Linked DNA regions of Homo sapiens: region 2 is linked to region 1. A link is an interaction called in ENCODE POLR2A ChIA-PET data of the cell type or tissue named here. Cell type or tissue: Panc1. All regions are shown on one strand. Each heading gives the region's core, and the rest is flanking DNA. Links, peaks and the distances in the headings are about the cores only.

The links. ChIA-PET counts read pairs that join two places held together with the same protein. Peaks named below come from ENCODE experiments on the same cell type or tissue, not always from the same donor. Only the 100,000 strongest peaks of a DNase experiment are listed, where the experiment ranks them.
Region 2: POLR2A ChIA-PET joins it to region 1 with 5 read pairs; 2 of 35 experiments call an interaction of 5 or more read pairs at or near these places.

What each region holds. Positions count from the first base shown.
Region 1 is chr12:19,399,112-19,407,448 of GRCh38, reverse strand. It overlaps a transcript of AEBP2 not described here. Among named protein-coding and RNA genes, the nearest start is that of AEBP2, 36 kb to the left of the region's middle. In Panc1, for the core only: no CTCF peak of the experiment used is centred there; a DNase peak (open chromatin) is centred at 4,246.
Region 2 is chr12:18,941,134-18,949,470 of GRCh38, reverse strand. No RefSeq gene overlaps it. Among named protein-coding and RNA genes, the nearest start is that of PLEKHA5, 180 kb to the left of the region's middle. In Panc1, for the core only: no CTCF peak of the experiment used is centred there; no DNase peak of the experiment used is centred there.

The DNA.
Region 1 (8,337 bases), core at 300-8,299:
GCCTGTAATCCCAGCTACTTGGGAGGCTGAGGCAGGAGAATTGCTTGAGCTGGGACCTGGGAGGTGGAGGTTGCAGTGAGCCAAGATTGCGCCCGGGCTACAGACCCAGACTCCATCTCAAAAGAAAAAAAAAAGAAAAAAGAAAAAAGAGATGGGGTCTTTCTGTGTCACCCGAGCTGAAGTGCAGCGGTACCAATAGCTTACTGCAACCTTGCGTTGAACTTCTGGGCTCAAATAATCTTCCCACCTTAGCCTCCGGAGTAGCTGGGACTACAGGTGTGCACCATGCCAGGCTAATTCTTTTTTGTTGTTAGAGATGGGGTTTCGCTATGTTGTTCATAATGTTCTCAAATTATTGGGCTTGAGTAATCTTCCTGTCTCAGCCTCCTGAGTAGCCGAGATTACAAGTGTGAGACACCATGCCCAATCTTTACATTTTTTTAAACGTAAAAAATTTCTTTGACAGAGGAGCAAAGGTAATACAATAGAGAAAAGATAGTCTTTTCAACAAATGTTGTTGAACAACTGGACATCCACATGCAAAATATGAAACTAGACAGACCTTACATCCTTCACAAAAATTAGTTCAAAATGGATCACAGACCTAAATGTAAAACGCAAAACTATAAAGCTCACAGAAGATAACATAGGAGAAAATCCAGATGATCTTGAATTTGGTGATCACTTTTTAGATAGAACACCAAAGGCAAGATCCGTGAGAGAAATAATTGATAAAATAGACCTCAGTAAAATTTTTTTTTTTTTTTGAGACAGAGTTTCGCTCTTGCTGCCCAGGCTGGAGTGCAATGGCGCAATCTCAGCTCACTGCAACCTCCGCCTCCTGGGTTCAAGCGAATTCTCCTGTCTCAGCCTCCAGAGTAAGCTGGGATTACAGGTGCATGCCACCACGTTCGGCTATTTTCTGTATTTTTAGTAGAGACGGGGTTTCATCATATTGGTCAGGCTGATCTCGAACTCCTGACCTCAGGTAATCCACCCACCTGGGCCTCCCAAAGTGTGCGTCTATTTATCTGAAGATTGTTAGTGCAGTTAAACTATTTTGTATGATAATATAATCATGATGCATGTCATTATACATTTTTGTAAACCCACAGAATGTATGATGCCAAGAGTGAGCCCTAATGTAAACTATGGACTTTGGGTGATAATGATGTATCAATGTAGGCTGGGTGTGGTGGCTCATGCCTATAATCCCAGCACTTTGGGAGCCCTAGGCAGTGGATCACTTGAGGTCAGAAGTTCGAGACTAGCCTGGCCAATATGGTGAAACCCCATCTCTACTAAAAATGCAAAAATTAGCCAGGCGTGGTGGCAGGCTCCTGTAATCCCAGCTACTTGGGAGGCTAAAGCAGGAGAGTCCTTTGACTCGGGAGGCAGAGGTTGCAGTGAGCCAAGATTGCACCACTGCACTCCAGCCTGGAGTGAGACTCCGTCTCAAAAAAGAAAAAAAAAAAAAAAACTGGCCAGGCATGGTGGTGCACATCTGTAGTCCCAGCTACTCCGGAGGCTGACACAGGAGAATCACTTGAACTCGGGAGGTGGAGGTTGCAGTGAGCTGAGATGGCCCACTGTACTCCAGCCTGGGGACACAGACTCCATCTCAAAAAAAAAGATAAAGTATCAATGTAGGTTTATAGGTTCATTGATTTTAATAAATGTATCCTCTGGTGAGGGATGTTCATAATGGGGGTGTGAGACGAAGCAGGAACCCCTGTTAGGGGCCTGCCAGTCCTCCCACCTCTCTACCATCCTGCCACAAGCATGAAAATAGAGGAAAATCTTGAATTTCTTTAAGAACAAATCCAGCCGGGCGCAGTGGATCACGCCTGTAATCCCAGGACTTTGGGAGGGTGAGGTGGGCGGATCACGAGGTCAAGAGATGGAGACCATCCTGACCAACATGGTGAAACCCTGTCTGTACTAAAAATACAAAAATTAGCTGGGTATGGTGGTACATGCCTGTCAGTCCCAGCTACTCAGGAGGCTGAGGCAGGAGAATTGCTTGAAATCGGAGTCAGAGGTTGCAGTGAGCCGAGATCGCGCCACTGCACTCCAGCCTGGCGACAGAGCGAGACTCCGTCTCAAAAAAAAAAATAAGTAAATAAAATAAAAATAACAATTCCAGATACCTAGCTAGTGCTGAGAAGTAAATAAGCAATTTGATAAGCAAGAAGGTAATAGTAGCCTAAAACGATAGCCAACTGGGCGAGGTGGCTCACGCCTGTAACCCCAGCACTTTGGGAGGACGAGTCGGACAGATCACTTGAGTTCCAGAACAGCCTTGGCAACATGGTGAAACCCCATCTCTACTAAAAAGGCAAAAAATTAGCTGGGCGTGGTGGGGCATGCCTGTAGTCCCAGCTACTCAGGAGGCTTGAGGCAGGAGAATCACTTGAACCCTGGAGGCAGAGGTTGCAGTGAGTCCAGATCTCGCCACTGCACTCCAGCCTGGGCAACACAGTGAGACCTTGTCTGAAAAAAAAAAAAAAAAAAAAAAGAGTAGCCAAGGAAGTTGGAATCACGAGATGTTTGGTTCCCTATAGAAACTAAAAATAATATCGTAACATATGGCCCTGCGTTTCATAAACATGGATCCCTAACAAATGGATCCACTGCCACATAGACCTCAGATAAGGGAGAACTGAGAACTCAACTCTCCCGCATTCTTTGTTCTAAATTTCTTCCTGAGGAGCCTGGAGAAAGCCACACCCACGAGCCAGACCCAACGTTCTTTTCTGCGGAACCCAGTCTTTATAAATGCTTCCCTTCCTTAACCAGTTGTAAATCAGAAAATCTTTGAAACCTTGTTTTTCCAATATGGCGGATAGGAGCCGGTGTTAGCGTGCCTCTCCCACTTGGAAAGACAGAATAGTGTGTAGAGATTCACACTGTGAACATTTTTCCGAGAAGCAACACAGGAACTTAACAGAAAACCACAGACCCTTTGAAAGAAGCAGTGGGTAGCACCCTACACTGTGAAGTAGAAAACTGTTGAGTTTTCAGAGCCTGAGAGGAAGCGCGATGGCCGCCATGCCACACACGCCCTAAAAGAGCTGGGCAACCCAGGCCACAGGGGAAGGCCTTAACCCTACCCAGCTGTTGCTGATTTAGTGAGTGATGGGGAATGTGTGAGAAAGAGTGGCTCTGGGAAGTGCTCTGCACGCACTCCCAGACTCACGCAGGGACAGAGGGAAGCCATTCCTGATCCTACCTCACAAAGGACCGCTGGGAAGTCGGCCAGCTAACTCAGGCGATGGTCACAGGTTAAGAGAAGCTCCCAAGTGAGATCTGCGATATAATCACCTTGACTGGGGACGATCTCCGTTGTCCAGAACCGAGGGTCGAGCGGGAAGTGCGGCGAAGGAGCTGGTTGCCCTTGCTTTACAGGTGGACGCTGGGAGGGGCGTGGCCTGAAAGCCAGGGTTGCTATCTCTCTAGGAAGGCTTATGGCCTGGAGCTTTTTTTTTGAAACGGAGTCTCCTTCTGTCGCCCAGGCTGGAGTGCAGTACCGTGATCTTGGCTCATTTCAACCTCCGCCTCCCGGGTTCACGCCATTCTCCTGCCTCAGCCTCCAAGTAGCTGGGACTACAGCGCCAGCCACCACGCCTGGCTAATTTTTAGTATTTTTAGTAGAGACGGGGTTTCACCGTGTTAGCCAGGATAGTCTCGATCTCCTGACCCGTGAACCGCCTGCCTTGGCCTCCCAAAGTGCTGGGATTACAGGCGTGAGCCACCGCGCCCCGCCGGCCTGGAGCATTTTTGAGTTCTGAGTGCAGGCTGCCTGGAACCTACCTAACTGTTGCTAGTGGAACACTGCGGGTGGGAGCTGTTTGGGGCTTACTGCCGCCTGCTACCCTCGGTTCCCCATGCAGATTCTTTCGTGCAGCAGAGGCAGCTGTGCTTTTCCCTGGAACATTACTCCAGCAGCCAGGAAACTTCCCTCTGATCCCCACTAAGGCCACTGCTTGTGCCTACATCTGGGGAGCCGGAGGGTGGACTTGCCTGACCCAGCCCCCACCTGGTTTTGCCAATCCACCCGCACAGATAGTGTAACACAAGGGACTGGGACATTTAGGAGTGGAGCTCCATGGCCCTACCCATGGTCTGAGAGGCCAGAGTACTTCTCCTGGGTGACATAAGGCAAGCACAAATTCCATTGCTACCACCACAGCTGGCGCTTTTTGCAAGCACCAATTCCTGGCTGGAGGCCAACCAGTGCAGCCCAGTACATTTGCAGACACAATAACGCAGTGTTCAGGAAGGAGAAAACTTGAGTGACCTCAGCTATTGCCACTGCCTGCATCACCTTGGCTAACTAGGAGGTCTTGAGTCTGTCCACATGCCCAGTACATTACTACGACAGCTGGCATTTGAGGAGGCCAACACACTAAGCCATTTGTAACCAAGGAAATCTCAGAGTCTGTGTCACTCTCCTCCTGACCCCATCAGAGCTGGTGCTGGTACCTGCTGCTGGGAGACTTGAGGACAGGTCACATCTCTGGATCCCTTGCAGACATTCCCCAGCACCAATCTGGAGTGTGACAGCCCCACTGAGCAGCTAGACCCAGAGGAGCAGTATTCACAGTAGTCTGGCCCTCAGGGACTGCTACTCCTAGGGGAAAGGGAAGTGTACTACCTTAAGGGAGCACCCTCTGGGACAAAAGAAACCAGGCTGCAGGACTTGAGTTCCTAGTATTTCCACTTGTGGGAAGTTTCTTTCAGCAAAGCCACAGGTTCAGTGGTAGGCTCAGTGAGGAAAGTCTGTGGCCCTACCCCAATAGTCAAGCATCCCTGGCACTCATGAAGGGTCTTGGAGAAGAGAACTTCTCCTCTCCCTTTCCCACCACTGCAGACATAGCTGGACCTTCCCCCATGAGAACTTGGCATAGGTGCATTCGTAGACAACCTTTCTGGAACACTATAGGGTGACTGCAACCCCACAGGAGGAGTGCCATCCAGGTTCAGGCTTGCATGAGAGGGAGAGTCGCAGTCCCTCTCTATGTGGAACAACAGCATTCCTGCAGATGAACAGAGGTGCTTGTCTCACCAGAACAGTCGGAATGCTGGGTCAGAAGTGTAACTAGGAGGTAGATCCGCTTCCTGCTGACCTGGCAAGGGAGCTGAGGTGGCTCCCTCTCTTCCCCCTGAAAAGACAGTGCGTTTCGCTGAGAGCCTCCTCAGCTGCCTCTGTCAAGAGTGGGGCCTCTGCCAATCATTGGGGTATTGCATTTACCCACCTGCTTTAGCTGCAGCCAGTTTCTACCCATGGGTAACTCCTACTGGCTTGAAGCCTGAACTGTTCAACCCAGTGAATAAAATACTGGGGGAAAAACTTCTTTAAGTGTGCACATTGGGGAATGAGGTAAGCTTCGTGAGACCTCTGCTATTCCAGCCCCACAAGAGACAGTGAAACAATGTACACAGCCTGTACCTTGCTACTACAACCAGCATCTGAGGAAGCCATTGCACAAAGATTCTCTTTAACCAAGGAGCACATACAGAATCTGCATCACTGAAAGCACCCGGAGCCAAAGGTAGCTGACAGTAAACTGTAAGTATTAAAGTGACATCCTCAAGGGGGAAATAAAAATAAAATTTAAAAACTTGGCTGGGCACAGTTGTTCATACTTGTAATCCCAACACTTTAGGAGGCTGAGGCAGGTGGATCACTTGACCCCAGTAATTTGAGATGAGTCTTGGCAACATGGCAAGACCTCATCTTGAAAATAGAAAAACAAACAAACAAACAAAAACACAACAACAGGCCGGGCATGGTGGCTCATGTCTGTAATCCTAGCACTTTGGGAGGCCGAGGCGGGAGATCACCTGAGGTCGGGAGTTTGAGACCAGCCTGGCTAATATAGTGAAACCTCATCTCTACTAAAAATACAAAAATTAACTGGGCTTGGTGGCACCCTCCTGTAGTCCCAGCTACTTGGAAGGCTGAGGCAGGAGAATCGCTTGAACCCGGGAAGCGGAGGTTGCAGTGAGCCAAGATCGTGCCACTGTACTCCAGCCTGGGTAACAGCGAGACTCTGTCTCAAAAAAACAAACAAACCAAAATAAAAAAAATTAGCCTGGCATGGTGGCAGTCTCCTGTAGTCCCAGCTACTTGGGAGACTGAGGCAGGAAAATCGTTTGAACCTGGGAGGTGGAGTTTGCAGTGAGCTGAGATCGTGCCATTGCCATTGCACTCCAGCCTGGGTGACAAAGCAAGACTCTGTCTCAAACAAAACAAAACAAAACAAAACAAAACAAAACCAAAAACACAGTTGGACGCAGTGGCTCAGGCATGTCATCTCAGTGTAATCTCGGCACTTCAGGAGGCAGAGGCAGGCAGACACTTGATCCCAGTAGTTGAGACATGCCTGGGCAACATGGAGAAACCCTGACTCTACAAAAAACACAAAACGTAACGAGGCATGGGGATGCACACTTGTAGTCCCAGCTACTCAGGAGGCTAAGACAGGAGGATTGTTTGAGACTGGGAGGCAGAGGTTGAGGTGAGCTGAGATCATGCCATTTTGAGACAGAGGCCCTGTCTCAAATAAATAAATAAATAATAAATAAATAAAAGTCAGTCAAATAAAAAATAAATTCAAAAATAATTAAAAGAAATAGTTGAAGGCCAGGCGCAGTGGCTCAAGCCTGTAATTCCAGCACTTTGGGAGGCCAAGGAGAGCGGATCACGAGGTCAGGAGTTCAAGACCAGCCTGACTAACATGGTGAAACCCTGTCTCTACCAAAAATTTAAAAATTGGCCAGTGGGGTGGTGCGCACCTGTAATCCCAGCTACTCGGGAAGCTGAGGCAGAAGATATGCTTGAACCCGGGAGGCAGAGGTTGCAGTGAGCCAAGATTGCGCCACTGCACTCTGGGCAACAGAGCGAGACTCCATCTCAAAAAAGAAAAAAAAAAAATAGGCCAGGCGCGGTGGCTCACGCCTGAAATCCCAGCACTTTGGGCAGCCGAGGTGAGTGGATCACCTGAGGGCAGGTGTTTGAGACCAGCCTGGCCTACATGGTGAAACCCCATCTCTACTAAAAATCCAAAAAAAAGTTAGTTGGGTGTGGTGGTAGGTGCCTGTAATCCCAGCTACTTGGGAGGCTGAGGCAGGAGAATCAATTGAACTCGGGAGGCGGAGGTTGCCGTGAGCCAAGATTGCGCCACTGCACTCCAGCCTGGGCAACAGAGTGAGACTCTGTCTCAAAACACACACACACACACACACACACACACACACACAAAATTAGATTTGGAAATAAAACTTAGGTTTTATCTGTTTGGCTCCAATCAGTATACAAAAAGTCTTCTCTATATTCATATAGCAAGCATAGCATTGGCATATTAGTAAGGCCATAAAGGACTAGGCACTGATTACATCTACAGGTCGATTAGTAAGGAAATCTTAATGAGGGAGTTAGTTAAAAACTTATAAAGAACCATTTCAGGAAGTTTATTAATCTCTACTGATTAAAATGAATCACAACAATTTGTTGCCCTGTATAATTTAGGAAGAAGTAGGCTAGTAGGTCCTTAATGTTTGCCTATGTGTAAGATGAGCCCGAGTCATAATTTAGATCTATAATGCTGGCCTTATTCACTTGAAATGCCCTTAAATATCCTACTAAGAAACCTTCTATTTAATTACTTAAGAACACTTTAACTCCATAAAATTTGAACTGTTGGGACAGGTTGATTCAATTAGGAGTATACGAATAACCAATATAACTATTGTCATAAAATTCTTTAAAATTAATGCAAAGCTACAGGATCTTCCTAAGGTAGGACTGAAACACAAACAAAGCTGTTTTCTTTCTACTGTGTGTTATTAAGTTTAATTGCTTCATTCTCTTGATTGCTTTTGAAAGAGAAGGAATCGGCCGGGTGTGGTGGCTCACACCTATAATCCCAGCACTTTGGGAGGCCGAGGCAGGCGGATTACAAGGTCAGGAGTTTGAGACCAGCCTGGCCAACATGGTGAAACGCCGACTCTACTAAAAATACAAAAAAATTAGCTGGGTGTGGTGGCACATGCCTGTAATCCCAGCTACTCAGGAGGCTGAGGCAGGAGAATCACTTGAACCTGGGAGGCAGAGGTTGCGATGAGCCAAGATTGCGCCATTGCACTCCAGCCTGGGCAACAAGAGCAAAACTCCGTCTCAAAAAAAAAAAAAGAAGAAGAAGAAGGAATCAATCAAGCTTTCACCAAAAGCTGATGCCATTGCATTACGTATGAAGTTGGCAAGGGAAGACAGACTTGTGACCTAAAAGGAAATCAGGATTTAAAGCATTTACAAATGTGAGGCTCTTCTGT
Region 2 (8,337 bases), core at 147-8,146, 460 kb after region 1:
CTGGATCCTTTAATTAACTCTGTGTGGGCTTAACTAGGGGCCATGCTTGGGAGTGAATCCCAGTCATAGCCATTTCTGACCACAGTGCTAAATTTTCTCTGCCCTTGGCCAGGATGTAAGACTTTTATTTTTTTATTTCAATAGCTTTTGGGGCACAAGTGGGTTTTGGTTATCTGGATGAATGCTATAGTAGTGAATTCTGAGATTTTGGTGCACCTGTCACCCAAGTAGTGTACATTGTACCTAATTTGCAGTTTTTTATCCCTTAGCCCTCTCTCAACGTCTCCCTTCTGAGTCTCCAATGTCCATTATACCACTCTATATATCTTTGTGTTCTCATAGCTTAGCTCCCACTTATGAGTGAGAACATATGGTATTTGGTTTTCCATTCCTGAGTTACTTCACTTAGAATAATGGCCTCCAGCTCCATCCAAGTTGCTGGAAAAGACACTATTTCATTCTTTTTTATGGCCGAGTAGTATTCCATGTTGTGTATACACCACAATTTCTTTATTCACTCATTGATTGATGGGCATTTAGGTTGGTTCCATTTCTTTGCAATTGGAAATTGTGCTGCTCTAAACATAAGTGTGCATGTGTCTTTTTCACATAATGTTTTTTTTCCTTTGGTTAGACCCAGTAGTGGGATTGCTGGATCAAATGGTAGTTCTACTTTTAGTTCATTAAGGACTCTCATAGAAGTTGTACTAATTTGCATTCCTACCAGCACAGTATAAGTGTTGGGATGTAAGTCTTCATCCACTTTTTTTTCTTTTTTCTTTTTTTTTTTAATATAAAGACAAGGTTTTACTCTGTTCCCCAGGCTGGCCTCAGGTGATCCTCCCATCTCGGCCTCCCAGAGCATTGAATTACAGACATGAGCTACTGTGCCTGGCTGACCCATTTCTTGTTAAACTTGAGACACCATCCACCTTTAATGACCTTGAGTAGTTAGTTCCATTGCATGCATCTGGTTCAGGCAAAGCCATGTACATTGGAGTGAACATTTGTATAGTGCTTAGACCAGCATCTGGTATCTTTTTAAGTGCTATGCAATTGCTAAATGCATAAGTCACTTGTGCCCCATATGTACTTGGTGTTCCAGACCAGATTGTGGTTTGCTTATATTCGTCTCACCCTAATTAAGGCCCTCGTTGAGGGCCATAGCTAGAGGGTGCTGAAGCTGGCTTGCACTGGCTTACCAGTCACTTGTTCACTTTTCAGGAGTTTTGTGAACTGGTTGTAAAACATTGACATAATTAAACATTAAATTATATGAACTTGTAATTAAACAACTTATTTTAAAAAAACAGGTAATAAATACTCAAGGCTTATCACTTCTTAATGGTTTTACTACATTCTAGTGTTATCTATATGCTTGAGGTTATGTCTATTGTATCTGTGCCATGGATAGCACACAGCCACAGGGCAGCTCACTGCCATGGTTGTTTCTTTCAATGGCTGTTCTTCAATAGATAGAAGGTGGAAACCTCAAGATGTTTTATATATTATTCTATACCAAAAATACTTTTCTAACCAATACCATTGATTTTTTCTTTTTAAAAATTGTTTAATGTATTGTACATACAAAAATGCATAAACATATGGGTATAATTTAATAACTATTATGTAGTAAATATCCAGGAAACCACTACCTAGGTCAAAAAATAGAACATGATTAGAAACCACTTGATACCTCTCCCCACATAGAGGCAACCACTCTCTGGACTTTGTAATAATCTCTTACTTGTATTTCTTTATAGTTTTGCCACTCATTTCCATATAATTTCTCACCATAATTTATTTCTGTTTTAGAATTTTATGTTACTGAAATATAGTATGTGTATATCTGGCCTTTTTCTTTTCAAATTTTTGTTATGTGCTTCAGACATGCTGTCATTTGTACTGAAAAAAAAAAATCCTTCAAACCTTGTGACTAGTGGGCATTTGATCAATTTCAATGAACTCATACCACTAACTGGAGGTGAAATTCAATGGAGATGGTGGACAGAGGGGCCCACATACATCTCAGCTATTTTTTTTAAAACCCCAGATTGCCCTCAGGCCCCTTCCATTTTTTCTTCTGGAAGCCAGGCCACCAGAGCTCAAGCACCCAGCCACTTTGTACAGCAGCTACATTACCCGTATATTTGCTCTTCCCTCATTTCCTCTGAGCTCTCAGAGTGAAAGTCCTACAGAGATATGGGTCCCACTGCAATCTTCCAAGGGTGATACCTGGCTGGTGGGAGTTGGTCATATCTTTGGGAGGGCCAAGTAAGCACTTGGCATTTCCTTGAAGGCTACCAGGATTGCTACTTGGGATGCCTCCCTTCCCCACATAGTGGGGACAGGCCTGCTCTGGCTGGGCATATGTAGGATGGAAGCAGCATGTAAAAGCCATGATGGGTGTGGGTGGCAGGTCAGCATGCTGGTCAGTGTGAGCGTGGCCTCCTGGTGGGGCCAATCCCAAACTCCTTGAGCCAGACTTCTATGGTTCTTGAAGGGAATCTATGTGCAGGAGGTGGAAATTTGGGAAGTTGATGTGCATAGGTACTCAATCGTCAAAAAGGAGTCCTCCTTTAGCATGAGAACAGAGCCCTGGAGTCCCTCTGATGTTCCAGGAATAACCGTTTAGCTTCTAAATTGAGGAAACGTTATGATGTTCTCAGGGAAGATGCTGGGGCAGCTTCGGGGAAGCCGGCATGTTGTGTAGCCCTCAGCGGAGTTATGACAATGGCCTTTTCCAATGATTAAGGAAGTAACTTGATATTTTATCATTGTTTCGACTGTACTCCTGTGCAATGGCCAAATACTAGCCCTGGGTATACGTGTGTGTGGTGAGGGACAGAATCCACGTACTCTAAGGACTCTTAATTCCTTCTACTGGCTTTCAAAAATGCACAAATCTTTCCTGTTATGGGTGAAAAAATCAAAACAAAACACATTAACTTGGTTACAAATTCTAGCTACCATTTTATTTTTCTACCATTGTTCACAGAAAAACTGCAAAAATAAAAGATCCAAATTGATAGCCTCAATCTTCTTTCTATCGGCATCCTTCTCAATCCACTTTAATCTGCTTACTTTCCCAAAAAAGTGAAGAAGGCACCGAAACTAAGAATAGGACACCATGGAAAGGGAGCTATCGGAGAACAAGCAGAAGTTCCTGGTAAGTACAGATAAGATTGATGAAATAAAGATGAATTAAGACAAATGGAGACTCCACCCACGAGCTTCTGCACACATCTTAAAAGGAGTACCGAAAAGGGCAAATTGAGAAAAAAGGAGACTAAAAGATAAAATAATATTTTTTCTCAGAATGGACAAAATATATAAATGATAAGATTGAAAGGGACTATGAAGTGCCATGTTGAATAACATTTTTTAACATCTTACACCAACTATATCACTGATGAATTTCAGAAGATGATGAATACAAAGAAGAAAAAGTTATTCAAAGGAAAAACTTCTTACCTATAAAGGAAAATAAATAATATTGGTTTTAGACTTCCAATCAACATCACTTGATACAAAAAATAATAGTTTAATTACTTTAAGTTATAAAGGGAAATATTTGATCCTAAAATTCTATTCCAGTCCAAGAAAACATTTCTAGAAACAAAAAATTGTCTCCCATTTATCCTTTATGAAAAATTTATTTGAGAATATATCTAAAGAAATAAAAATAAATCTATGAGAAAAGAAGGGTATGGAATCCAAGAAATATTAAAACTTGTCTAGTAATATGATAAAGTCCTAGGATGATCCAAATTATAGCATGAAGCCCAACATTCCAGAAAGAATGTCTTTAAAAAAAAAAGTAAATTGTATTACAGAATTTCATTGTCAGGGCCAGGCGAAGTGGCTCGTGCCTGTAATCCCAGCACTTTGGGAGGCCGAGGTGGGTGGATCATTTGAGGTTAGGAGTTTGAGACCAGCCTGGCCAAAATGGTGAAGCCCAGTCTCTACTGAAAATACAGAAAAAAAAAAAATTAGCCAGGTGTGGTGGCAGGATCCTGTAATCCCCGCTACTCAGGAGGCTGAGGCATGAGAATAGTTTGAGCTCAGAAGGTGGAGGCCACAGTGACCCCAGATCACACTACGGTACTCCAACCTGGGTGACACAGTGAGGCTCCATCTCAAAAAAAAAAAAAAATTGTTGTGAAGAAATTGTGTGATCTTCAATGAGATACCATCTCACGCCAGTTAGAATGGCGATCATTAAAAAGTCAGGAAACAACAGATGCTGGAGAGGATGTGGAGAAACAGGAATGCTTTTACACTGTTGGTTAGAGTGTAAATTAGTTCAACCATTGTGGAAGACAGTGTAGTGATTCCTCAAGGAGCTAGAACCAGAAATACCATTTGACCCAGCAATCCCATTACTGGGTATATACCCAAAGGATTATAAATCATTCTACTATAAAGACACATGCACACGTATGTTTACTGCAGCACTATTTACAATAATAAAGACTTGGAACCAAGCCAAGTGCCTACCAGTGATAGATTGGATAAAGAAAATGTGGCACATATACACCATGGAATACTATGTAGCCATAAAAAAGAATGAGTTCATGTCCTTTGCAGGGACATGGATAAAGCTGGAAACCATCATTTTCAGCAAACTAACACAGGAACAGAAAACCAAACACCACATGTTCTCACTCATAAGTGGGAGCTGAACAATGAGAACACATGGACACAGGGAGGGGAATATCACACACTGGGGCCTATTAGGGCATGGGGGACAAGGGGAGGGAGAGAATTAGGATAAATATCTAATGCATGTGGGGCTTAAAACCTAGATGACGGGTTGATGGGTGCGGCAAATCACCATGGCACATGTATACCTATGTAACAAACCTTCATGTTCAGCTCATGTATCCCAGAATTTAAAGTAAAATAACATAAAAAAGTAAAAAAAAAAAAATTGTGTGATCTTATTGATAAGATAATGATTTGTTTTACTAATCACTGGAAAGAGGACAATAAGAAGCTCTGGGAAAAGTGACTCTTAAAAAAAATCATAATCCCAATGTTGAGCAAAGTAAAATGTGACATGAATTTGGTAATTGATGGATTGTCAGACAAGTAATCTTATTTGATGTTGATGTTTGGGACATTTTCTTTCCACACAGCTGAGAGTTAGGGCTTACTGGGAAGTTCCAATGTGATAACATTTGAAGGCACCCAACATGACACCTTGTATATAGTAACTGCTCAAAGGTTAGTTCCTTCTCTATTATCCCTGCCTTAACTCCTAGCACTTCCAACTGCTTTTTGCCAAAACCTGTATTTTAAATAAGTAAGACTTCCAAACTTTGTAAATGATGTTTCAATCATTAAAAAAATCGTTTAATTTCCCTTTAGGAAGAAGTGACAGCAGCTTGGCCAGTTATAAGGAAATCAGATGATTGCTTTGGATTGCACACGAAGTTCTAAAGATTAAATAATACTCAGAAATTTTTTGGGGGGGAATTCTTGATACTCTCAATACCTTAAAAGAATAATGTAGTGACTGAAAATATAATATTAGAACACAAATACCTGTTCTCTCTGAAGGAAAAGCAGTATACTATAACAGATCAAAGTGATACATTTATGATTGCTTTACTCTTTCTCCTTTCTTTACAGCAAAGCATATATTCCCACTGCTCTGTAGCTATAGACATTTCAAGGAGATTGGTGTGTTTCAATAGGTTTCCTGTCCTTCCTTCAAAAGAAGCTGAGTGTATGAAAAATTCTAGGCAGATCATTAAAATTGTAATAATATTCCAATGTGGAAGATGAAAGGGAAGAACTCTGCCTCATGCTGGATTTACTTTTAGTGCCCAATGGGTGTTTTTTTGTCTGGTACTTGGATCAGGTCACCCCAGAAGGAAACGATCACATTAACATTGGTGTTTGCTGTGAGATATATTATTTAGTGGGACTGTAACCTTTGAAACATAGATGAAAATGAATGGAGATGATCCTGCATCAAATTCCACTTATTGAAACCAGCTATTTTGGCTAGTGAGGTGCCTGACAATTCAAAGTAAACTCATCTCTTTTGAAACAATTTATTGCCCAATTTCAGATAGCAATCTATTGCCTGATGCATGCCGGACCACATGCAAGGTATCTGTCACTGGCCCGAGAGTCTTAGAGTCATATTTTATTTGCTTCCACATCAATAGAGCCCTAATCTCACGTCAGAATTTTCTACAAAGGCAAAGTCAATAAGGATTGATATCCTATCTGCTAATGAGAGGCAGTTCGGTTATTGATGACTGTTATTTTGAGAGAATCCCAGAGCTGCCCTTCCTCCTGGCTTCTGCCTCACTTTTCCATTCTTTCATTTCATTACAGCCTCATCAGAGTGAGATTTGAGGAACACGTAGGTGGCAAAATGCAGGGAAGCTAATTTGAATACTTCAGGAGCTTCAGGAAAAGCTTTATGGGGAGGAAGTTATCTAGAAACTAGAAATCTTCATCTGATTTCACCAAGTGACTTCATCTAATGATTGGCTTTGAATGTTCACGTAAGAACAGTATTTTCACAATAACCATTAAAAAAAAAATCACACAACCTAAAATGTTAACAAATGTTCTTTTTGCTAACTTTGCAATTTCGGGAAAGATACTTAACCTCATTCAGCTTTAGCCTCATTTTTAAAAATAACTGGGAAGTAATAGCATCTACATCACTGGGTGGTGGGGAAGATTAATTGAGATGAGTTATGAAACATGATACCTGTGCATATTAAATATAAATCTAATATATGATCTGTACATTCACAGGATTAGTGAAGAGTAACAAAAATGTGGGCTGTTTTAAATCTACAAAAATATGCAGAATTTTTCTGTTGTTAGATTTTAATTTAAAGATTTGTTAAATGCTCCAAGGCCATTTAAAATTTTAGTAGAAGACAAAGTTTCACCAGATTTCTTTCTGGAACTGCTGCATAAAATGCTAAAGCGGCTTTGATGGCATTTACACTTCCCTTTGTCTTTTCTATCTATAACCACCCTTCCTTCTTCTCCACCTATTGATAGGTGCCCATTGAAGGTTTTGACTATGAGACCTTTAAATCCATCACCTATCTGTACAGTAAATTTTGGAGGAAAACCCAAAACAACTCTTGGGATTGCCAATCCTATTTAATCTAAAAATATTAGAATTCTATTAAGTAATTTTCTTTCTTTCTTTCTTTCTTTTTTAAGACGGAGTCTCCCTCTGTCCCCTAGGCTGGAGTGCAGTGGCGCAATCCCGGCTCACTGCAACCTCCGTTTACCAGGTTCAAGCGTTTCCTACCTCAACCTCCCAGCTAGCTGGGATTACAGGCATATGCTACCACGCCTGGCTAATTTTTGTATTTTTAGTAGACATTGAGTTTCACCATGTGATCCGCCCGCCTTGGCCTCCCAAAGTGCTGGGATTACAGGCGTGAGCCACTGTGCCCGGCCTCCATTAGGTAATTTTTAGGACTTTGCAAGTCACAGAGAATGATCTCTGAAAAAATGTAAAATGCTCCTCAGCTGAAGTATTGCATGTTTAAAGCTTTAAAGCATGTGACTATGTATCTTAATTGACAAAATTTCAAAGGCTTTTATTTTTTTAATTTAATTTTTAAGTTATTTTATTTTATTTTATTTTATTTTGAGATGGAAGGAACCTCGCTCTGTCGCCCAGGCTGGAGTGCAGTGGCATGATCTAAGCTCACTGCAACCTCTGCCTCCTGGATTCATGCGATTCTCCTGCCTTAGCCTCTCAAGTAGCTGAGATTACAGCCGTGCGCCACCATGTCTGGCTAATTTTTGTGTTTTTAGTAGAGACGGGGTATCACCATTTTGGCCAGACGGTCTCAAACTCCTGACCTCAGGTGATCCATCTGCCTTGGCCTCCCAAGTGCTGGGATTATAGGCGTGAGCCACCGTGCCCGGCCTCAAAGGATTTTATTCCTATAATTAATTTCACTAGATTATTTTCTAGATCAGGCACAGTATTGTTATTTGTTTTCTATCTCTTTCTCCCGGAATTTTAATTAGAATCATCTTGGCCCTCATTATTCGAGTTCCCATACGTCTTAACAGCTCCATATTTTGCATCTCTCTGTCCTCTCTGCTCTATTCTGGGTCACTTGTGTGTGCGCCTGTGTGTACTGTTTCATCAATCTTCTCTTCAACTGTGCTTTATTTTCAGTTTAGCCCATTGATTGAGATTTTAATTTCAACATTTGATGTTTCCTTTGTATGAGTTTTATTTCAAATATAACTTTCATTTTAAATAATTTCTTTTTGATGGGTGATCTGATTTTATCATTTATTTTCATTGTTTTGTAGGTAGTCATT